Regions from separate parts of the Mus musculus genome. Here region 2 is linked to region 1. A link is a loop called in an ENCODE intact Hi-C map of the cell type or tissue named here. Cell type or tissue: heart. All regions are shown on one strand. Links, peaks and the distances in the headings refer to the core of each region. The heading gives the core; the rest is flanking DNA. Region 1 holds the start of Zfp213 (zinc finger protein 213). Region 2 holds the start of Thoc6 (THO complex 6).

Evidence for each region. Peaks named below come from ENCODE experiments on the same cell type or tissue, not always from the same donor. Only the 100,000 strongest peaks of a DNase experiment are listed, where the experiment ranks them.
Region 2: it touches region 1 in a loop (2.4-fold over the local background); 3 of 42 quality-filtered maps call a loop at or near these places.

The regions. Positions count from the first base shown.
Region 1 is chr17:23,554,030-23,565,000 of GRCm38, reverse strand. Zfp213 (zinc finger protein 213) reads left to right here and starts at 775. Exons shown (of 6, transcript NM_001033496.3): 1 at 775-1,032; 2 at 3,341-3,855; 3 at 4,899-5,016; 4 at 5,297-5,367; 5 at 5,453-5,618; 6 at 6,689-8,234. The coding sequence starts at 3,457. The coding sequence ends at 7,341. 6330415G19Rik (RIKEN cDNA 6330415G19 gene) reads right to left here. Exons shown (of 2, transcript NR_126484.1): 2 at 1-1,231. It also overlaps the pseudogene Casp16. In heart, for the core only: a CTCF peak has its summit at 5,034; a DNase peak (open chromatin) is centred at 5,030.
Region 2 is chr17:23,670,818-23,681,788 of GRCm38, reverse strand. Thoc6 (THO complex 6) reads left to right here and starts at 7,912. Exons shown (of 13, transcript NM_001008425.2): 1 at 7,912-8,275; 2 at 10,882-10,971. The coding sequence starts at 8,237. Hcfc1r1 (host cell factor C1 regulator 1 (XPO1-dependent)) reads right to left here and starts at 8,181. Exons shown (of 3, transcript NM_181821.2): 1 at 7,721-8,181; 2 at 7,114-7,254; 3 at 6,265-6,905. The coding sequence starts at 7,806. The coding sequence ends at 6,770. Tnfrsf12a (tumor necrosis factor receptor superfamily, member 12a) reads left to right here and starts at 4,340. Exons shown (of 4, transcript NM_013749.2): 1 at 4,340-4,462; 2 at 5,166-5,270; 3 at 5,516-5,650; 4 at 5,743-6,344. The coding sequence starts at 4,369. The coding sequence ends at 5,798. It overlaps Cldn6 (claudin 6), which reads right to left and starts at 2,424. Exons shown (of 3, transcript NM_018777.4): 1 at 2,382-2,424; 2 at 1,968-2,031; 3 at 1-741. The coding sequence starts at 725. The coding sequence ends at 66. In heart, for the core only: CTCF peaks have their summits at 5,888 (motif pointing right) and 7,691; DNase peaks (open chromatin) are centred at 4,288, 4,928, 7,018, 7,898 and 3 weaker places; H3K4me3 peaks cover 4,140 bases; H3K27ac peaks cover 3,919 bases; H3K27me3 peaks cover 176 bases.

The DNA of each region.
Region 1 (10,971 bases), core at 2,873-7,872:
ACAGAAGGAAATGTACCCTCTGTAGTCTACGTGGACATGGTTTCAGGGTATCTAGAATCCAGAGGCTTGTGGCAGCAAGAACTGAAGCCTGTCTCAAAACAGCCCTGCCTGAAGCTGCAGGGACAATCAGCTTTGATCAATGTGTAGTTCTCGAAAGGTGTCCATTGAGTGTTTCAGATAGCTGGTGCTGGCATGAGGTCAGTCCGGCTGGCTGTTTGACTAACAGTTCTTTTGCTCAAGGCAGCAAGGGAAACAAGGGAGAGTCCGACAGTTGCCACACAGAGTCAAATTGCCCCGTTCTGGTTTTGTCTATTTTATAGGAAAGTATGTTTACAATATAAAGGTAATTTACCATTAACACCAATAGTGACTTTAACAAACTACAGTAATGCTTAACACATGCCCGGGCAGAGGTGGGCCTCCTGTTCAGTGTCCCTAGGCATCAGGACTCCTGTTCCTCAGCTCAGTACAGATGTAGCTGCTGATAGGAGGGCAGGAGGTACTGACCATGATGGAGGCTCCGCTCGAATTAGACTGCACTTTCCAGGAAGCCCCGAGACCTCCCAAGCATCCGACTTAGGTATAGTGCGACCCAGAAAGCGAAAATGAGACTTCTTCCAAATCTCTAGCTCCAGGGTGTCAGATCGGCTTAGTCGTGAGAATCCTCCCTGTTCATTGGCTGCCCATCTCCGACATTCTGGATAGTACAAGCGCCAAATGCTTATCCCCGCGCATGCGCCAGCTGGTTTCCCAGCGCCCCCCGCGCGAGCTTCCTGCCCCGGGCGCTGCTGGGGAAGCGCCGAGCTCCCGCGCGGCTCTGGGCGGTGTGTCCTGGGGGCGGGACCGGCGCGTTGCGCAGACCGGATCCTGCGGATTCGGCGCTCGAGGCGCCTGCGGGAGAGGACAAGTTCCTGGGAGCAGCGCGGGCTGCCGGCGCCTCCGGGTTCTCCGGGTCTGCCACGCGGAGCCCGGCCACCCTCACCAGGCTGCTGGGGACCGTCCCCATTTCCCACGTCCTGCCGAGCGACCCTGGTGAGTCCGGGCCCTCCCTGAGGACACCTCCTCGGTCACTGGAGGATAAGGCAGAAGGCTCGAGAAGAGAAGCGTAAACGAAGTGCTTGTGGTAGTGGAGAAGAAATGGAAACCGCCCGTATGCATCACTTGGGTTGGTTGAGAAACTGAAGTACCCCGTGCCACGGAAGCGTATAGGTTCACTTTCGAAGAAACGTTGCTAGGTGAAAAATGGTTTGCTCATAAGATCTCATTTATGTAAAACACACATCCCGTGCTTGTAGATTCTGGAGATAACTATTTTCAGTAAAAAAATATGTCACCGTCATATATCAGATTGTCAGTGAATCAAAAAGAAACATTGTTATATTAACACTTCCCTCCCGTTCTTTAATTTATGATGTTCATGCTAATTAGACTGTTGAAATAAAAGAGAAAAATTCAAGTCACACGTATGAGAGTATGTGAAGTAATAACAACATAAAATACAAATACTTGCCATACATTCATATATAGTTGTGAATAAATGGTGTTCATGAGGCCTCCTACCCATCTGCCCCTTAATTGGAGTAAGGTGTTTCTGGAATTTGTAAGCTTTTTATTAAAAAAAAAACAAAAAACAAAGATTTTTATATGTCTTAAGTGTTGGCTTTCATGTATGTAAGTGTACCACATGTATGTAGTGTTCAAGAAGGGCCAACAGAGGCTGTCAGATACCTCAGAACTGGAATTACAGATGGTTGTGAGCCTCTATGTGGATGCTGGAAATTGAGTCTGGGGCCTTGACAAGACAAAGACATACTCTTAACCACTGAGCCATCTATCCAGCCCCATAAATTTGTGAGTTTTCAAATTTGAGAAAAATAACAGTATGGCCCATCAGTAGAGGGACTTAAGACTACATTTATAATTAAACACGATAATTATAATTTTTAAAAGACATTGTTACTCTATAGCTCAGACTGATTCTAACTCTGGCCACTCCTGCCTTGGTCCCTACAGTTCTTGGATTAGACATGTACCACTATGCATGCGCTGCTGTGCCCAGTGAAATTTTACAACTGAAGTATGTCTACTTAAAAACATACTTAAAAATAGCTCAAGTGGTGGCATGGGCCCCCCCAGCAGTTGGGAGGCAGAGGCAAGAGCATTTCTGAGTTTGGGGCCAGCCTGGTCTACAAGTGAGTTCCTTGCTACACAGAGAAACCTTGTCTTGAAAAACAAAACTAGAACAGCTCAGTGATTTAAAGTGGTTTCTGTAGAGTTATTTTATTCTATGTGTGTGAGTGTTTTTTTAAAATTATTTATTTATTTATTTATTTATTTCATGTATGTGAGTACACTGTAGCTGTACAGATGGTTGTGAGCCTTCATGTGGTTGTTAGGAATTGAAATTTTAAGACCTCTGCTTGTTTGGGTCAACCCTGCTTGCTCAGGCCCAAAGATTTATTTATTATTGTACATAAGTACACTGTAGCTGTCTTCAGATGTACCAGAAAAAGGTGTCAGATCTCATTATGGGTGGTTGTGAGACACCATGTGGTTGCTGGGATTTGAACTCAGAACCTCCGGAAGAGCAGTCAGTGTGCTTACTCACTGAGCTGTCTCGCCAGCCCCCAAGTATTTTACCTGCATAGGTGTAGTGTACTATCTGTAGAACTTTTGCCTGAGGAAGTCAGAAGAGGGGGCTTGGCCCCCTGGAACTAGAGTTACAGATAGTTGTGAACCGCCATGTGGGTGCTGCAAACCAAACTTGGTTCCTCTGTAAGAGCAGTAAGTGCTCTTAACCTCTGAGCTATCTCTGCAGCCCGCTAGCTTCAGACTTTCCATGTAGCTGAAGATGACCCTGAATTTCTAATCCTTCTTTGAACATCTGAGTGCTGGGATTACAAATATGTACCATCTCACCCAGTTCCAGGTAGTGGTGGGGATCATTTAAGCTAGGCAAGCAGTCTAACAACTGAGCTACACATGCAGCTAGCTCAAGGAATCTTTACAGACTGCACAGACATGCTTATTTTTGCATGGAAAGTTACTATACATGAAGGTAAAAACAAGCTCATATTAACAGATGGAGTACTGCTTCCAAATGAGGGACATTAGGTTTTGCTGTCAAATGGGCCATGAAAAGCCCAGATTTGGGATGTCAGATGTGGTGATGAAGGATTGTGGGTCGGTATTACCAATACACAGTTACAAAGAGCACACAGTTGCAGTAAAGCATAAAGAGGCTTCAGAGGCACAGAGTGGGTGCCAGAGTCCCCCAACTTTCCTGCAGATTGGTGTATTCCGATCTCCTTCAAATACTGTTCTTTTACTATTTCCATAGGCAAGTGTGTCCTGATGCCAACCCACTCGTCACAGAGAATCCCTCTAGGACACTGAAAGGCTCAGCTCTGGAGCCTCAAGCTAAGGCTGACCAGCCCTGAGCCTTAGGCCAGGGGCATGGCATCCCTCCAGGAGCTCCAAGACCCTGCTCCCGGGGAGGAGGAAGGACTCATGATTGTGAAGGTGGAAGACTGCTCCTGGGAACAGGAGCCTGTCCAGCCGGTGGACAGCCGGGATTCCGAAGCCTGCCGCCAGCGGTTCCGACAGTTCTGCTTCAGGGATGCGGGTGGACCACACGAAGCCTTCAGCCAGCTGTGGGAGCTCTGTTGCCGCTGGCTGCGGCCTGAGCTGCACAGCAAGGAGCAGATCCTGGAATTGCTGGTGCTGGAGCAGTTCCTGGCTGTGCTACCAGGGGAGATCCAAGCCCAGCTTCAGAGACAGCACCTTGGGAGCGGTGAGGAAGCTGTCGCTTTGGTGGAAGACATACAGAATCAGTCGTTGAAAGCCTGGCCACAGGTGAGGGAGGGAGCCCTTCCACGTTTGGAGCCTGAAGAATAGAGACCATCTTCATGGAGATGAGTCTCCACAGGGCCCAGAGGGCAGGGGAAAGCCACCAAGTCTAGAGAAGCACAAACAAAATTCCCAATGTAGTCTTCAGTAAAGAGTCAGGTAAAGCCATGCTTCTCATGACTTTATTGGATTTAAAGTCGTTATGGTCCAGAAATGTGGCTTTTGCTGTCGTTGTATGTTTGTTGGTTTTGAGACAGGTTTTCTCTGTGTAGCCCCTGGCTGTCCTGGAGCTTGCTCCGTAAACCAGGCTGACTCACAGAGATCCATCTGCCTCTGCCTCCCAAGTGAGTCCAGAAAGGTTTTAGCTCTACACAACTACTGTGGTTAATCTATAGGGATACAGTATTACACATCAGAGCTCCAGAGGGGTATAAGGAAACAGAACTGTCTAAGGGTAGCCTGCTGTCTTGTGTTCCAGACACTGGCAGATATGCAGATGGTGTACCAGTGCAGCTAGGCTGTGGGATTCTCCCATGGCAGGAGGACCACCCCTGCTCCATTTCTCCCTTGCTAAGGAGCTATAATTCTGGCCTTTTAGTGACTGGTTCTTGTTTCTTTTCTTTTTTTTTATTTTTTAAAGATTTTATGTATGTATGTATTTATTTATTATATGATGAATACACTGTAGCTGTCTTCAGACACACCACAAGAGGGCATCAGATCCCATTACAGATGGTTGTGAGCCACCATGTGGTTGCTGGTGATTGAACTCAGGACCTCTGGAAGAGCAGAGGTCAGTGCTCTTAACGGCTAAGCCATCTCTCTAGCCCTGGTTCTCGTCTCTTGATCATGAAGTGTCCTTGGGTACAAAACACTGCCTGGTATCTCATTCTTTTCTGGACTTTCTGGGCTTCCATTTGGTCCCTACCCCTCCCCAACCCTTAGGCTCCTAAGGGCTGTGTCCCAGAACTCCTTCCCAGGATTAAGTTGTGTCATCCCTGACCTCCAGGCTGGTCTCTGCTAATGGGCGCGTTATGGTTTCTGCGCAGGATGAGCTCTCAGAGGCGGAGCCGAAGGCAGCAGTCCAGGGACTCCAAGCCACAGGGTCTCCCCAGAAGACAGGGGTCCAGAAGCAACTCCCTGCACTCCAAGGGCAGCGCAGCCATGGTGAGTGTGACTCTTCAGTCAGCAGTGTGGCCACACAGGGGCGCTATTCCTCCTCTAGAATTGCCCCAGAGTGACAGGCAGCAGAAGCTCAGTCACACAAGTACCCGCGCGACTGCATCTGACCGGGGTGGGGGTGGGGTGGGGGGAGTGGGGGTGGGTGTGGGTGGGAGTGGGTGGGGGGTGTGGGTGTGGGGGTGTGTGTGCACCTGCAAGTGTAGATGAAGCCATCCGTCTCAGCCCTTGACTTTAGCCTGTATGAAGCTCTGTTCTTTTCCTTCAGCCCAGCTCCCTGTTCTTAAAGAGCGACAGACAGGAGAGGTGTTGGATGGCTGCTTTGACTCTGCAGTTGATGTGAGTTAACAGTCCTTTATTCTCCCAGAGGGCTTGGTGCTGTTGACTGTATAATTTGACCCCTCCTGTCCTCACTCCCACACAGCTGCCTGGGAGACCCGAGCTGGGTCGTATCTCCCCATTCCAAAAATCTGGGTCATTGGGAGACATCCCTTTCTATTGTTCCCGAGAAGAATGGAGCTCCCTGGACCCTGCTCAGAGGAACCTCTTCTGGAACATCAAGAGAAAGAACTCGAGGGATGCTGCCCTTGGTAAGCAGGTCCATCGGGCCCCTCGCTCAGCTGCAATCTGGCTTTGCTTCCCTGGTCAGGTTCTAAAGCTAGCCCTTCCCAAGTCTCCTCAGCCCTCCTGTGATGTTGTGATGTTGAAGTTTCTGTCTCAGTTGTGTGACCAGTTGGTCCATGCCCTCCATGTGCCAGCTCTGGGCCAGCTCCGTGCTGAGGGCTTGCACGGGCATTTTCTCAGTCAAATCTCAGGCTGGCATATTTGCCCCCAGATAAACTCTGGCATTCAGTGAGATCGATGGATCATGTCAGCCACAGAAATGCTAAAAAACAAGAGCCCTTGTTGTACCCCACTATGTGAAGCCTCACCAAGTCAGGCCCTTTCCCAGTATCCCCTGGTCTCATCTTACTTAACTGGCAGCAGTCTGAGTGCTTTGGGGTTCCTCCCCGCTCAAGGCTGCTGTGAGTCGTCTGCGAGGGGACTACAGTAGCTACACAGTCTGATGCCTTCTGTGTACAGAGTCAAGCCAGCTGTGCTTAGTGGACTGGGAGCGTGCTGTTGGCTTTAACTGTGGAGAGTGGGTACTGGCCACAGGGAGAGAACAGGCAGAGAGAGGGTCTGAGAACAGGCAGTGAGCTGATCCTCCTGCACATACCTCTGCAGGAGGATCAGCTCACTGGTGACCCCTGGTGACCTCGAGGCTCCCTCAAAACTGCTCGTTTGCTGCCTTCCATCATCTTCCCATTAAGAGCACTTTTGAAATAAAATTGCATTTTAATATTTTCCTTTGTGTACAATGCAGAGAAGGACATGTGTGGAGGTCGAAAGGATGGTTTTCTAGGCTTGGTTCTACCATGGAGGTTGGGGGTGGGCTCAGGCTTGGTCATTAGGCTTGTTGGCAAGTGACTTTACCCACTGAGGCCATCTTGCTTGCCTATCATCCAATAATTTTGTAAATGTGAAGACCTAGACTTTTTGTGAGCCACAGCAGCCTGAACCTCAAAGCCAGGGAGATGTCCCTACGTCACATTTCTTCAGATCTCTTCCCGAACCAGAATCAAGGAGGACTAAACAGAGGCTTCACCCCTTCTTGCAGGTTTGAGACCCAAAAGCCAAAAGCCCCCTGCAGAGGAGGCAGCGACAGCATTGTTGGGACAGACTGAAGTGCCTATGTCCTGGAATCCCGAGGAGGCTGAGACCGAGGTCTGGGAGAGCGAGAACCCAATGAGGACAGCCCTGGACCCGCTGGTGGGAGCGCGTCGGGGGCGGCCGCCCACTCACAGGCGCCAGTTTCAGAACTTATTGGCGGAGAAGCCCCACAGCTGCGCGCAGTGCGGGAAGCGCTTCCGCTGGGGTTCAGACCTCGCCAGGCACCAGCGCACACACACCGGGGAGAAGCCACACAAGTGCCCTGAATGCGACAAGAGCTTCCGCAGCTCTTCTGACCTAGTGCGCCACCAGGGCGTGCACACGGGCGAGAAGCCCTTCTCCTGTTCCGAATGTGGCAAGAGCTTTAGCCGGAGCGCCTACCTGGCTGACCACCAGCGCATCCACACGGGCGAGAAGCCCTTCAGCTGCAGCGAGTGTGGCAAGAGCTTCGCACTGCGCTCCTACCTGCTAGACCACAGGCGTGTGCACACGGGTGAGCGGCCATTCGGCTGTGGGGAGTGTGACAAGAGTTTCAAGCAGCGTGCACACCTCATTGCGCACCAGAGCTTACACTCAAAGATGGCCCAACCTGTGGGGTGAGCCGATGGTGGGACCTGAGCAGCACCCCCCACCTGCCCGTACCCCGGCCCTCCAGGGGGACACTTCCTGTGACTCTCACAGAATCTTTTCCTTCCCCCTGGGGATTCATCGCTCACCTGTGACCACTGCCAGCCTGTCAAAGGGACACAAGGCCCCCTTTACTTTGACCTGGCCTGCCTGCTCCCAGGATCCTGCCACACGTCTCTCCCTTTCCTGCTCTGGATTTCTTTTACTTGGTTCCTGGAGCTGCAGTTGCCCTTTGAGGATCACGTGATATTTGGGCTCAGGCAGGACCTAGGGTTTTCCAGAACCCTCCAGCCTTGCTTGGGCAGAGGCTCTTTGTTTTCTACTTTCTTATGTGGACCCATCAGCCTGGCTAAGCCTCTGCTCAGCCTACTTGTGCCTTCCAGTGGGGACTGGCCTCCATCCTCAGGGCCTGCTGTGGTTTGGCCTTGGGAAGGACTAGGCTCACACTAATGGGGATTTAGGTCCTGGGTTCCAGCACAGTGGCTTCTTGGCCGTCAGTGTTATCCAGTACCCTTCATACTTCCAACCTGTGACCACTCTGTCATGCCCTGACCCTGGGAAGCTACCTACTTGTCCTGCTCTGAGCCCCCGAGATACACTGCAGGTCTGGAGGTTAGTGGAGGTGGTGGCTGTAGCAGCAGGCTGACCAGAGAACATGCAGTCCTCCAGATGTGTGGTTTTTGTTGTACTTAACACTACCACTCCATCAGCACTTTGAAGCTGACTCCTCAAGCACTGTATTTCCATGTTTTTAATCTGCATTGTGTGCAGATTCACATTAACATGGACAGACCATGGACCTTCCGAAAGGGCTCAGCCCAATGGGTTTCGGAAGAGTTTGAATAAACATGGAAAATTTCCTCTAAGCTGTGACTCTTTAGCTGGCTTTTCTGTGTTAGGGACGTGGAAGCTATCTCTTGGCCTTTTGGTTTGGTCAGCTGATGGTTCGTAGTGTATGGAGTCACCATGGAAAGCCACATCCTGGACCTGTAATCCTGTGACTCCCTCTCCCAGTGTCAATCCATGTAGTCATGATCTGGAAGTGGGGGGAGCCAAACATGACTTGGAGTCTTTGTCAGGGCCTCCATTCTCAGTGGTGAAATGAGCAAGAGGCAAAAGGAGGACTGACTGGCTGGCAGAGGGGCACGCTGCTGCTCCTAGGATGCAGAACTCAGCTGCCCAATGTGTGCTTGAAGCTGTCAGGTTATCTGCTATTCACAGCCAGCCCTCCATATGTCTCCTCCCCTGTCTTAGTACAAGCTGGGCCTACACTGAGCTGGTAGTACCTGGTCAGGACCAGTCACTCCTTTGACTCTTGCTGATCCTTTTGTTTCTTTTGGACAGCCTGCAGGGGCCTCACCTGGGGATTGATAGTGACAAGATGTTCCCGTCCCTTATGAGCTGATTCATTTGTGCCAGCTTTTGCCCCCCAGGTTTCTTTCTTGGCTAGCTCCCAGTTTAGAACATTATCTTGTGGTCTCAACTATCCCGTGGTTTTCCACGGGAAGGAACTATTGTATGCATGGACTTGTGCACAGCTGCAGGAAGAAGGAGAGAGTGCAGAGATGTTGGGGACAGCGTGAGGCCCTTTTTGGTGCTAGCAGCTCCTTTCTGAGGGAGACACTCAGGTGTAACAAGATCAGATAGGAGCATGGGCCAAGGGCTAAGAATAGAATTTGGGCTCAGGCCCATGGCTCAGGTGGGGACATATGAATGCTAGCCGTGAAGTTGTCAGCCAGAGCCAGAGAAGGGAGCTGGGCTGGGGGAGTTGAGGCCAGGGTTCTAAGGAAGGGCAACGCCCATTTGGGATCATAAGCAGTTGATAGGCGGCAGCGAATGTAGAAGAGGGCAAGGATCAGGCCCCAAGGTACCAGGAAACAGAGCCAGGAAGTAAGCCCGGGTCCTGGAGGAAGCCCCACCTGGTTCTCAGAGCCTTCCTGGTGTGTGGGCCCCTAAGGGCAGCTGCACAGCTGGCGGATGCTTGGGGAGAAAGGTAGTGAGATGCTCTTGCTGGCCCAGTCTGTTCTCAGCACCCAGCTAGGCCCCAGCCCAGCCCAGCCCAGCTCTGGTTTTCCTTCCCCAGGGAAAATACAGTGTTCAGGGTTCAAGGACAGCCTTGGTACTCTGCAGCCCTGGTGTGTCTGCCACAGCAGTTGCTGGTGTGTTCCAGGCTCTGGGCTTTGAAAACTGTGAGAAGAGAGAGGCCCCAGTCCAGGTGAGCTTTCACCCTGTAACCTTCAGCCCTCAGCCAAACACTCACATTTAGCTGGGGCCTCACCAGACTTTGCCTTTTTCTCCTAGAGCCTCCTTAAGGAGCTGCATTTGTCCCGGGAGCAGCTGGATGTCCAGAGGGGTGCTGTGGGGTGTGCCCTTGTGGTCCTAATGGTCCCCAGTGGGCAGCTAAGGCAGCCACAGCTGCTGGTCAAGGAGCTGAGTCACTGTGGGGCCCTTCAGGGTTGCCCCCAAATCTTCCTGTTACTCTCTAGTGGTCTCAAGGGTGAGTGGATGGGCAGTGACCCATTGGGGGTGGGGGTGGGGGGTGAGCAGGAAAGCTTGGAGTTTCTGTTGTACCTACGCTGCCGTGGGGTCCTTCTCCTCCAGCTGTCTGGGAGCCTGAAGCTTTCCTTCTGCATCTGGGGGAAATCTGCAGTCAGCATCCTCGCTGGTCACTGCTGCAGCTACTGACAGAGGTGGGGGAAGCCAGAAGAAGAGAAGGCTGGGCCTATGTCTCCCTGGCTCCCTAGAGCCAGTTACAATTAAATTATCAGATGCAGTTGCATCTGTTTGCAAACACACATACACAGGCTGCAGGACATGCCTTTGTAACCACATGGGCCTCCCCCAGACTCCAAACATCCTTCCCACTCCATGACTTTGTACAGAGGATTCCCTCAGTAACACATGCTCTCCCTGCTGGCTTGGCTCCTAGTATCTACACTGAAACATCCAGCCTCAACCTTCAACTCTCTGCCCTCTTCTATTGAAAGGCCCTGGTGGCTGAGATAGGCTCAGATTTGGTCCTGAGGTCTGAATGAACATCTTGCTGGGTAGTGACTGAGTGACCTAGAAGTGGGGGCTATGGGCCCCAGTTCTCCATGGCTCTCTCAGCCTAGTACCTCCCCAGGTAATGGCACCTTGGGAGCCCTCCCCTACAGACCTATCCCTCTCCAGGGATGGTTCTGCCTCTATGTGTAGTAATCCCTAGAGTGAGGTAATGAACTTGAAGATGAGTCAGAGCCTAGTCCACCCTGACCTTTCTCTCTGAAATGTGACCTCCAAAGTCTCCCCTGGTCTCATCCTGACCCCTCTGCTTGGGTTGTAATTCTCCCACAGGCCCCCATCAGGGCAGTTCTCTGAGGTGTCCTTGGGCCCTGCCCTCCTAGGTCTTTTGCAGAGTCTGCAGGGAACACCTACTGCCCAGTCTTTAGGACCTCCCTTCGGGGGACTCTGTGTTTGGGAGATGAGGAGCCCTGGGGGCTGGAGGTGAGGGACAGAGAGGGAATCCAGTCCTGTGTCTGCAGTAGCAGGATGGGTGGAGGCTGAGGGAGACAAATGGGGGAGAAGAGGAACTGGGGGTCCCTTCCTTCTACTGTGTGTCCCTAT
Region 2 (10,971 bases), core at 3,142-8,141, 120 kb before region 1:
CGTAACCTTTCTTGATGGCTCAGCTCAGGTTCCCTGGCTAGCAGAGCCTCACTCCCCAGTGAGCATCACACATAATTCTTGGTGGGATATTCGGAGGGTCCCCGAGAATGTGGGACAGATGTAGAATAGCAGGCCATGTAATGTCTGGGTCCCTGGGTCCCTCCAGAAGAGCAGGCGCAGCATAGTAGCCCTCCACCCAGCAGCAAAAGGCCTGAGGCTGCCCAGCCCAGGTAGAGGGAGGCCCCCAGCTCCCGCTTTTGAGCATCAGCCACCAAGGGGTTGTAGAAGTCCTGGATGATAGAGTGGGCAGTCCAGCAGACAGGAATGAGCGTCAGGACCCCAGAAATGACAAAGATGATGCCAGAGATGAGCACCAGACGAGACTTGGAGTTCCTATCTTCCACACAGGTAGTGCACTTGGCTCCAGCCAGGTACACGAGCAGGCCAAGCAGGACAATGAGGAGGGTGACAACACAGAGGGCTCTGGCAGCCTGCAGGTCCTGGGGCAGCGCCAACAGTGAGTCATACACCTTGCACTGCATCTGGCCAGTGCTCTGAACCACACAGGACATCCACAGCCCCTCCCACACCATCTGGGCCACGACGATGCTGTTGCCGATGAAGGCGGTCACCTTCCACATGGGCAGGGCACAGGACACCAGGGCGTTGACCCAGCCAAGCAGGGTCAGGACGATCCCCAAGATTTGCAGACCAGTAGAGGCCATGATGAGGTTGAGGGGGCTGTGTAGTGTGGAGGAGATAAAAGGAGAGTCATGTTAAAGAGCAGCATGTCTGGACATCCCACCTCGACAGCTGATACCAGCACCAAGCACCTTGACAGTTGGCTGCTATGTCCTGTAGTGTGGATTAGATACACTTCCTGGGTCAGTCAAGAGCAAAATAAGCATTTACTTCTTTCCTAGACTGTGACAGGTGGAGAATGAAATCCTGTTGATTTTCATGCAAGGGACAGGAAATAAGACATACCTGAAGCACAGGACAGCCCATAGCGACAGTTGTGTCTAGATTTTAGTTTAGTTTTGTTTTTTATATCTTAGCTGAGAAAGGGTCTTATGTAGCCCAGGCTGGCTGGCCATAAATTCCCTGCATAGCTGATGCTGGCTGTGAACTCCTGAACCTTCTGTGTCCACTCCCTGAATTCGGGGACTGCAGGGTTTACCACCAGAGGGGTAAGGCAGGGCTTCGGCTTTTTGCACGCCAGGCAAGCGGTCTAGGAGCTGAGTCACATCCTTAGGTACATTTTATCAGAACAAAGACAATGACATGTCGGGAGTATAATTTTGGATTGGTCGGGCTCTCGATACAAGTTTCAGGCCCACCCTTATCCCGTGAGCACTCAGAGGAGACCTGAAGCTTCCTCCTGCCACCCAAGCAAGGTTCAAATGGAAACCCCCAGCTCTGTTTCAGGTGGGTATAATTCCTTGAAATCTCGCCCTCCCTATGTTCCAAGGTCTGCTCCTCCCAATCCCTGGAAGTTGCTGGAAGCCCTGCCAGTCCGGGTCCAGCCCACCCTATAGGGTGAGAGAGATAAGGAAAAACAAGCCCTTTTGCCACAAAACAGATTTTCCTAGGCTACCAGCTCTTTCTTGACCCACCTCCACCTCTAAGGGTCAAGGTGCGGGCCTCGAGGCTGGGAGCATCCTTTTGAGTTTTAGACCAAAGGCCGTGCTACCTTTCTTTCCCCTCTCCACACAGCTTTAAGGAGCTAAAATTCAAGATCCCAGTGCCTTTTGTGACAGGCACCTGTGTCCTTCATTTTGCTCTTCATGATGTTGATACGAAGGGAATCAGTTCTGCTTGGCGCCCTGCTGTGGCTCTTCATAACCCTCGGTTCTACAAGTCCACCTTGCCCCTAAGAATGGCATAGGCCCCTTTCGACTCCTCTCACTTGCAGGCTCACGCTGGGGACCATTCTCTCCCTCTCATCTCTGTCCCTCTCTACTTACCGAGTGCTCGGTCAGCTTTGTCTGCGGACGTCCAGTCCGGTTCGGCCACCCCTGATATCCGAGCCTAGGAGTGCGAGACCAGGAGGGGCTTAATGGCGGCGCCCGCAGCTGGGTCCGCGCCTGCAGGTGAGGGGGAAGGGAGTCCCGCCCCAAAGTGGCCAAGCAGGTGGAGGAGGGGCGTCACAGGTTTCGGTGCCTTTGTCCCAGGGGAGGGGGAGGGGTGTTTAACTTTTCTGGGGCCGAGGGGACCCGAGCGCTTCTCCCGACGCAACCCTCTCCTGCCTAGGTGGCCACCGCAGGTGGCCGCCACCAGGATCAAAGCTCCAGCATTTAACTCACGCCCGCACGCACTCTGCCACATCCCCTGCCTGCGTATTTTCACACCCGCAATTTACACACATACCCCAGGCTCACCTGCAAAAGAGACTGCTAAGATTTCCAGGTCGAAAGTAGGAATGAGGGCGGAGGCAAGGGGTCTTAAAGTCTCAATGACGTCACTGGACCACCTCTCTTTGGGAGGAGCAGAGACCCCTGCGGCGATAGCCACCTGCGTGCGTTTCCCAAAGTTCCCTTAGTTGGTGGCCACTCCAAGGGCGGAACCTGCTGAGTTCAGTAACCTGGGCTATGACTTGAGACTTTACTCAACTTTCCCCAGTCCCAGTTTCTCGCTTTGCGAATGAAGACAGGTCTGTATGTTACCTAAGGATACATTACTTTTGTGACTCTTTTTTGTGACTCTTTGGGGGGCAGGGACGGCGGGGGGACGACGACGACGACGACGACACCCTGTCACACTGCATACCTATGATCAGAGTTTGTTCTCTTCTTCTACTCTGTGGGCCCCAGGGATCGAACTCAGATTGCCAGGCTTGGCAGCAGGCAATCTTACCCACTGAATCATCTCGTGCTCTTCCCGAGGCCCTTAAGAAAGCAATATATAGCCGGGCAATGGTGGCTCACGCCTTTAATCCCAGCAGTTGGGAGGCAGAGGCAGGCGGATTTCTGAGTTAGAGGCTAGCCTGGTCTTCAGAGAGAGTTCCAGGACAGCCAGGGCTATACAGAGAGACTCGTTTTGGAGAAAAAAAAAGAAAGAAAGAAAGAAAGAAAGAAAGAAAGAAAAGAAAGAAAGCAACAGAAAGCAACATATATGGCCAGGCGTGGTGACACATGCCTTTAATACCAGGGCTGGGAAGGGAGAGGCAAGCGGATCTCTGTGAGTTTGAGGCCAGCCTGGTCTACAACGTGAGTTCCAGGACAGTCAGGGCACAGTGAAACCTTGTCACAAAACAAAACACAGAGCCAGGCGTGGTGGCGAATGCCTTTAATCCCAGCACTCGGAGGCAGAGGCAGGTGGATTTCTGAGTTCGAGGCCAGCCTGGTCTACAAAGTGAGTTTCAGGACAGTCAGGGCTATACAGAGAAACCCAGTCTCGAAAAACCAAAACCAAAACCAAACCAAACAAACAAAACAAAACACCAAGACAAAAAAACAAAACAAAAACCCAACCAACCAACCAACCAACCAACCAAAAAAAGCAGCACGTGGGTCTGGAAAGATGGCTCATGGGTTAGCCTTTCTGCTCTTCCAGGTGCTCTTTTTTTTTTTTTTTTTTTTTTTGCTCCCAGCTTATAACCACTTGAAATTCGATTGCCAGGAGATCCGTTGCCCTTCTCTGGACTCCAGAGACACTCAAACATATGTGTCACACACACACAAATAAAAGGTATCTTTCAAAAAAGAAAGTAGCATTTCTATATATGCTTGCAGTACTGTTTACTGATACCGGAGAATGCCAACATCAAGATCAGCCTAAGCTATGCAGCTAAAAAACTAAACCAAACCAAAGAAAATCGGTGTGGTGGTTCCTGCCTACAATCCTAGCACTTGAGAGGCTGAGATGAGACAGAATGTTTCAAATTCGAGGCTACTCTGGGATAGAGTATGAGATTTTGTTGGTCCCCCCCACCCCCAAATCCAAACAAAGCAAGCAAACATAAAGGATGTGTGGATATAACTCAGTTCTCGCCTGGTATGTTTGAGCCTCTGGTCTCCACCCCAGAATTGCAAAAGAATAGACAAATCTAATTTATTTGGGCTTAAAAAGAGGAAAAACCCAACTATGCAGTTATGTCTTATAACTGATTTCCTTCGCTCCACATCGTGGGTACTCAAGTTTGCAGAGGGCGGAGTAGGGTAGACACTTGGCGGGACTGTGTTGAATGAATGGTTTTACTGAACTGACTGGGTTTAACTAACTGCTTACTCGCAAAGCAGAGTGGCTGTTGGGGCGGGCCGAGGCCAGCGCTCCGCCCCGGAAGGCGGGGGCGGGGGCGGAGCCGCAGCCCTGAGTCTGGCTTGCGGGTGGTGGGAGCAGACAGTTCTTGCCTCGGGACCGGCAATCATGGCTTCGGCTTGGCCGCGGTCTCTGCCGCAGATCCTCGTGTTGGGATTCGGCTTGGTGTTGATGCGCGCCGCGGCCGGGGAGCAAGCACCAGGTATGCACGGCTCAGACGACGGTAAACCTCGGACTTTGGGGAGGTCAGAAACGGAATTTGAGTGCCTGGAGAACCCGGTGAAACCAGGGAACCGGGAAGACACGAGGATTTGCGATTTGTGCTCTTCAGGCAGCAAGTTCCAAGTGGGAAAGGTCTCAAGTTTTATCCGCAGTCCGAGCTTCAGTTTCGCTACCTGTCCAATTGAGGTGTGGGAGGTCTTCTGTCTCAAAAGTGAGAGCCAGAGTAGAGAGAGAACGTATATTTGAGGGCAGGAGGTTTGTTTTGGGAAGGGGGCACGTCCTCAAACTGGTCTGTAATGAGATCTGTCCAGTCTTGGTATCTTTGAATCGCGAAGGGGCAATGGGGACTTTGCCCTCTATACCATGTGGGGGTGCCCCTTCCATCCGGTGACTTCAATGCCCAGTTATGCGGGGGGAGGGACTGGGGTCGGGCCCGGTGCCCAGGAGTGAGTCACACTGTGGCGCGCGGGGGGGTACTGTCCCCCCCCAAGTCCCGCGCCACTCGACCCCCCTCCCGCACTGCCGCGTTTGGGTCAGGCGATGCGGTCACCTGCGAGGAATGAGTGGGGGGCGGGGGGGACACGCGATAGTGACTCACGTTATTCGAGCCGACTGACCCTGACCTCAGCCCCCAGAATAGCCGCACCCAGCCGCAAGCTTCTGACCTGCAGCCCCCTCCTCAGGCACCTCCCCATGCTCTAGCGGCAGCTCCTGGAGCGCGGACCTCGACAAGTGCATGGACTGCGCTTCTTGTCCAGCGCGACCACACAGCGACTTCTGCCTGGGATGTGAGTGGGGGCGGGGTGGGGCTGGTGGCAAGCGGATCCTAGACCTGGGTAGTGGGTTGTTGGGGCAGAGAGGAGGGTTGTAGACGTAGGATATAGGAAATCAGGGAAGACTGACTGAGGAAGGGGCTTCTATCAGGGTGTGTATTGTGTGTGTGTGTGTGTGGGGGGGTAAGCTTGAGACCTCCTTGAGGACAGACTAGACTGCTGTCCCAAGGGCAAGATCTGATTTGAACCCTGATCACTAGGCGCCGCAGCACCTCCTGCCCACTTCAGGCTACTGTGGCCCATTCTGGGGGGCGCTCTTAGTCTGGTCCTGGTTTTGGCGCTGGTTTCTAGTTTCCTGGTCTGGAGAAGATGCCGCCGGAGAGAAAAGTTTACTAGTAAGTGAGCTCTCCACCCTCGCTCCTCCCACCTCCCTCATCACTTCCCTAATTGTCCCCTAACCACAACAACCCCACTTTTTATTTTCCAGCCCCCATAGAGGAGACTGGTGGAGAGGGCTGCCCAGGTGTGGCACTGATCCAGTGAGGAGCACCCGCGCTGGGGCCCACTCGTCGTCCATTCATTCATTCTGGAGTCAGCCTGGCCTTCCAGACAGAAGCCGAGCCAGACTCTTTCAACCACAAGGGGGTGGGGCGAGGTGGTGATTCACCTCCAAGGACTGGGCTTAGAGTTCAGGGAGCCTTCCAAGGTGTCCAATTGCCCTATCTCTGGGTCTGGGGCAGACAGAGAGCCTCAATCTGGGTCACAAAGCGACCCATACTAAGGAACTGCAGCATTTGCACAAGGGAATCTCTTGTTCCCCACAAGTCCTGGCAGTCTGGCTGACTTGAGGGGCAGACACAACACTGGGTCCCACCCACTCGGAGGGGCTATAATGCCACTCCCTGAGTTTTAGCCCTAGGAGTGGGTCAGATTGACAGACCTGTTCTTAACACTAAGGGGGCTGGCCCTCTGGGAGGGCTGGCCCCAGTACACACGGAAACAACCATCTCCCAAGGGGGGTGATATTTATTGTGGGGATAATGTTTGGAGGGGAGGGAGACTTATTAATAAAAGAATCTTTAACTTTAAGATATGGCCTGATCCCTAACTTGACTCCCCAGAACTGGAGGGAGGGAGCCAGTCGGCCACTGCGGGGGCGGGGGTGAGGCTGTGACTCACACATTCTCAATGCCTGGAGCTCAGCCTGCCAGGACCTGGCTTGCCCTCACCGATTTTCCAGGGAAGATTTTGAGGAGGAAACCCCAGCATCCAGTACCCCACCCTCCCCAAAGGCTGCTGAGAAATCTTCAACTGCTCACAGGTCTTTATTCACTAATGGGGTAACATTTTCCCTTTCCCAGGCTGCCTTTCACTGAGGGTTCCACCGAGCTAGTGTCCTCTTGTCAGAGGGAAGGTCCTGGTGGCCAGGTTTGCAGAAGGACTTCATCCCTTTCTGGGAGTTGCTGGTCTTTGTTGTCAGAAAGAAGATAGGGAGGGACACAGGCCATCAATACTCAGAGCTCCACGATATCCCCAGCTGGGGACGCAGGGTAGTAGGGACTGGGGGTATCCCCCAGCCTCAGCAGCCTGAGGGCTTCAGGAATCAGGCTCCCGGGATAGCGCCAGAGAAGCAGCTCTGGGCAAGGGCTCCTAAAAGAAGAAAAAAAGATTGAAAGAACAGGGCAGAAGGCTGGCTTGGCAGTGCCACCTCCTACCAGGTCCAGGTCGCCTGGAGCCAAAGATGGAAAACAGCACAAGTTGGCTAGAAGCTAAAAATAGCACGATGAGGCAGAGAGTGAGGAGGGGCTCTGAGGACCGAATGTGATCCTCTAGAAGGCCCTCAAGGGGAGGTGCCTACCTGAGTGGTGGCAGGGCTTCGGGAAAAGTCACAGGGGGGCTGCAGTAGGGGTGGTCATTATGTAGGCTGAGTCGGGAGAAATGGGTGGCCATGTTCTCCTCAGACAGGAACTGCTTGTGCAAAGGTTCCCTGGGGGAAAGACTGGAGAAGAATAGAGGCAGGGATGTTGAGAGTGGAGGCAAACTGATGAGGACCAAAGGTGAATCTTGGAAGCCCCATCCGCCCCTACACTTAGAAGTTCCTTCTCCAGGGCTCTCCATGGTCACTGGCACAGCTCCTCTGAGAAGGGAGCTGGGAAGTAGCGCCAGGTGTAGTCCACTCTCTTTGCCCCTTCCCAAAGATCTGTCCACCTGAGTCTACAGGGTAAACCAGGTTCCCAGAATCAGCCTTGTCTTGTGTGGCCTAAGCCACCTTCCTCTCCCAGGCTATACACAGGTTACCTTGGAAATCTTGACCTTGGCTTCCCTGCTTCAACACAAGCTCAAGCACCACGGTTTCCTGAATCGCCTCCCCACTTTCCAGGATCCCCCTACTGACCAGCCCTGGATCCCCCAGCCAAAACTCCTGCCCTCCGCTCGTCCAGCCCACTCAGGGACCAATTACACACCTGGCGTTTAGGCCGCGAGTTACCCCAGTGGTGGCCCGTGGGTCCCGACTTGGGGGACCTCGCTCCAGGGGCTGTTGCAGGATCATTACGGCTCAGGGTCCTGCAGATAGAGGGGTGGGATTCAAGCAGCAGAGGCGGAGCCTTTGAGGGCGTGGTACAGCGCGAGGGGCGGGCCTACCGGCGTGCGCACTGGAGACGTTTTACGCAGGCGCGGAAGACAGGAATCAGGTTAGAGGTTAGAAGGCGGGACAGGTCGGCGCGGTGGGGGAGGGGATCCGGCGTGGCTGGATAGTTCTGGGCGCTTTTTAGCATAAGGGTGCTTCGTGTAGTTCTCCTAGGTTTCTGTGGTTCGAGACAGCACGGACCTGCCGCCTTAGTTGCTGGGCGACAGGCAGTGCTAGGTCTTGGGGCGTAACGAGAAGAGCCACCATCAGGCACGTCCGGAATCGAGAGGTTGTGTCGTGCGTCGAGAGATTGTGTCACACGTAGAGCCCTCTGGGACTTGTAGTTCTCAAGATGGAGCATGCCGCACCGCTCGCGGTGCCTCTGGGTCAGGTGAGTCGAGTGTATGCACAGTGCCTTCTGGGGTTTGTAGTCTTGCTCTGACATCTACCCCTGGAGTGTTCCAGGATACCCAGTGTTCATAGGTGATTTGTGGGACTTGTACCCTGAGCCCACGAAAAGTGATCCGGAACCTTGAGATCTAATAGTGACTGAAGGATTAGATGTTGGTACATTTTCCTGTGCGGGATAATAGAGCCACTTAAAAAAATTTGCGCCGTTGGAGGTGGTGGCACATTTACGATCCTAGCACTGGGAAGGCAGAGGGAGACATATCTCTTGTGAGTTAGAAACCAGCCTGCTACTTAGTGAATTCCATGTCATCCAATGCTATATAGTTAGACCCTGACTCAAAAAAAAAAAAAAAAAGTTCATCGTAATTGTAAATGAGGTGCCCCTCCCCCTTTAAACCCAGGGTCTTGGTCTTCATAAGAATGTGCTCTATTATTTAGTTACAGCTCAGCCCACTGCTTACTGGTGTGAGACAGTCTCGTAAGTCTTGAACTTTGTTATATACTGGAGAATGTCCTTGAACTTCTGTTCTTCCTGCCTTCACCTCCACTGAGTGCTCCAGGCTATTGGGTGTGCTGCAAAGCCCAATATCTACAATGCTGGTGCTCAAACGCTGAGCTTTGAGTAAGAATAGGTTTTTGGGTATGGAGAGAGAGTGGAGGATCTGAGCTGGGTGCCAGCACTCAAGTTCCAAAGCTTGTAATTGCCTGTTAATTCCAGCTACAGGGGAGCCAATCCTCTGGCCCCTGTGGACGTACTTGTATATACTTCCCTCACACACTTATACAAAATACAAATAATTAAAATCAGTAAAGTAAATCTTAAAAAGGAAGAAAAGAGCATGGTCTACCATGAGCAGTTACCCTCAGCCCCAAGAACCACTGTGCTTGCTCGTACACACACACACACACACACACACACACACACACACACACATTTTGAGACAGGGTTTCTCTGTGTGGCCTTGGCTGTCCTGGAACTTGCTCTGTAGACCAGTTTGGCCTCAAATTTACAGAGATCTGCCTGCTTCTGCCTCCCAAGTGCTGGGATTAAAGGCATGTGTCACCATTGCCCATATATGTACATCAAACTGGCCAGGAACTCAGAGATTTACCTAACTGCCTCCTCTCAATTGTCGGAACAGATTAAAGGCATGCCACCACACTTGGCTTACTTATTTCCTTGTAAAGTTTTCTCATTGTTTTATGTATGTAAGTGTTTTGCTTACATGTTGTATGTGTGCTATGGTACCCTTAGAGGCCAGAAAGGGTATCACAGGGGAGTGGAGAAATGGCCCAGCACTTGCTACTCTTCCAAAGAAACCAAGTTCAGCTCCTAGTACCCATATAGGAGTGGGCTTACAGCTGCTTGTAATCCAGTTCCAGGAGGTCCAACACTCGACACTGCACATACACTCGCACACACGCACGCATGTACATGCACACACACACACATGCATGTACACTCATGCACAAGACAGAAGCAAGAAGATCTCTCTGGGACCAGCCTAATCTACATAGTGAGTTCTGGGCCAGAGAGGGTTCCTGGTGAGAACCTTTTTCTGAGGGGTGGGGGTAGAAAGAGAGAGACAGAGAGAAAAGGGGAGGGGAGAGGGGGAGAAAGGAGAGAGAGGTGCAGTAGAGGGAGGGGGCTGGGCCCTCCTGGAACTGAGGTGCAGGTGGTTGTGATCTGCCATGTGGGTGCTTTGGGGATCCTCTGCAAGAGTGGCGCACACTTCCCTGCTGAGCCATCTTCCAGACCTCCTCCCCCGCACCCCCATTTTTTAAAGATTATTTTGAGTCACTTAGATTTTTGAGATAGGGTCTGAGATATTTCAGGCTGGCCTGAGGTTTGTCACGTAGTGGAATGTGTCCTTCTGCTTGTACCTTCAGAGTGCTGGGATCACAGGCTACATGTGTGTGCTTGCTTTATGCAGTGTGCTGTGCTAAGCAAGCACTCTACCAATTCAATTCCATCCTTAGTGTGTACTTGAGACTGTCTCATGTAGCCCAGGCTGCCTTTGAATTCACTGTCTAGCTGGGCATAACCTTGAGTTACCAGTGAGTTTCCCTGCCTCCAACTCTCATGTGCTGGGGTTACATTCTATACAACTCCCTCTGGCTTCAGTGCTCTCAAGATTTGTTAGTTTACCTAATCATGACAGAATTTCTTGTGAGTGCCATCTGTCTGTTCAGCCAATGGGAGGAGGCTTGGTCTTGCTCAAAGTCTTAGGTTTTGTTTTTGGTTTTTTTTTTTTTTTTTGAGACAGGGTTTCTCTGTATAGCCCTGGCTGTCCTGGAACTCACTTTGTAGACCAGGCTGGCCTCGAACTCAGAAATCCTCCTGCCTCTGCCTCCCAAGTGCTGGGATTAAAGGCTTGCGCCACCACCGCCGGCAAGCTGTGGCTCCTCGGTTCTTTTTTCCACTCTCTTCCTGGAGTCACTTTGTATGGGCTGATGCCTCTCATCCTGGCTGAGATGGGCTGAGAAGCCTGGGCGGGGGTGGGGGTGGGGGTGGGGTGGGTAAGCAGAAGTCTGTAGGAGGTGGCCCCAGACTTCTTAGACTCTCTTGATCACCCTTTTCCACAGGCTGAGGTATTTCAGGCCCTGCAGCGACTGCACATGACCATCTTTTCCCAGAGTGTCTCCCCCTGCGGGAAGTTTCTGGCAGCTGGCAAC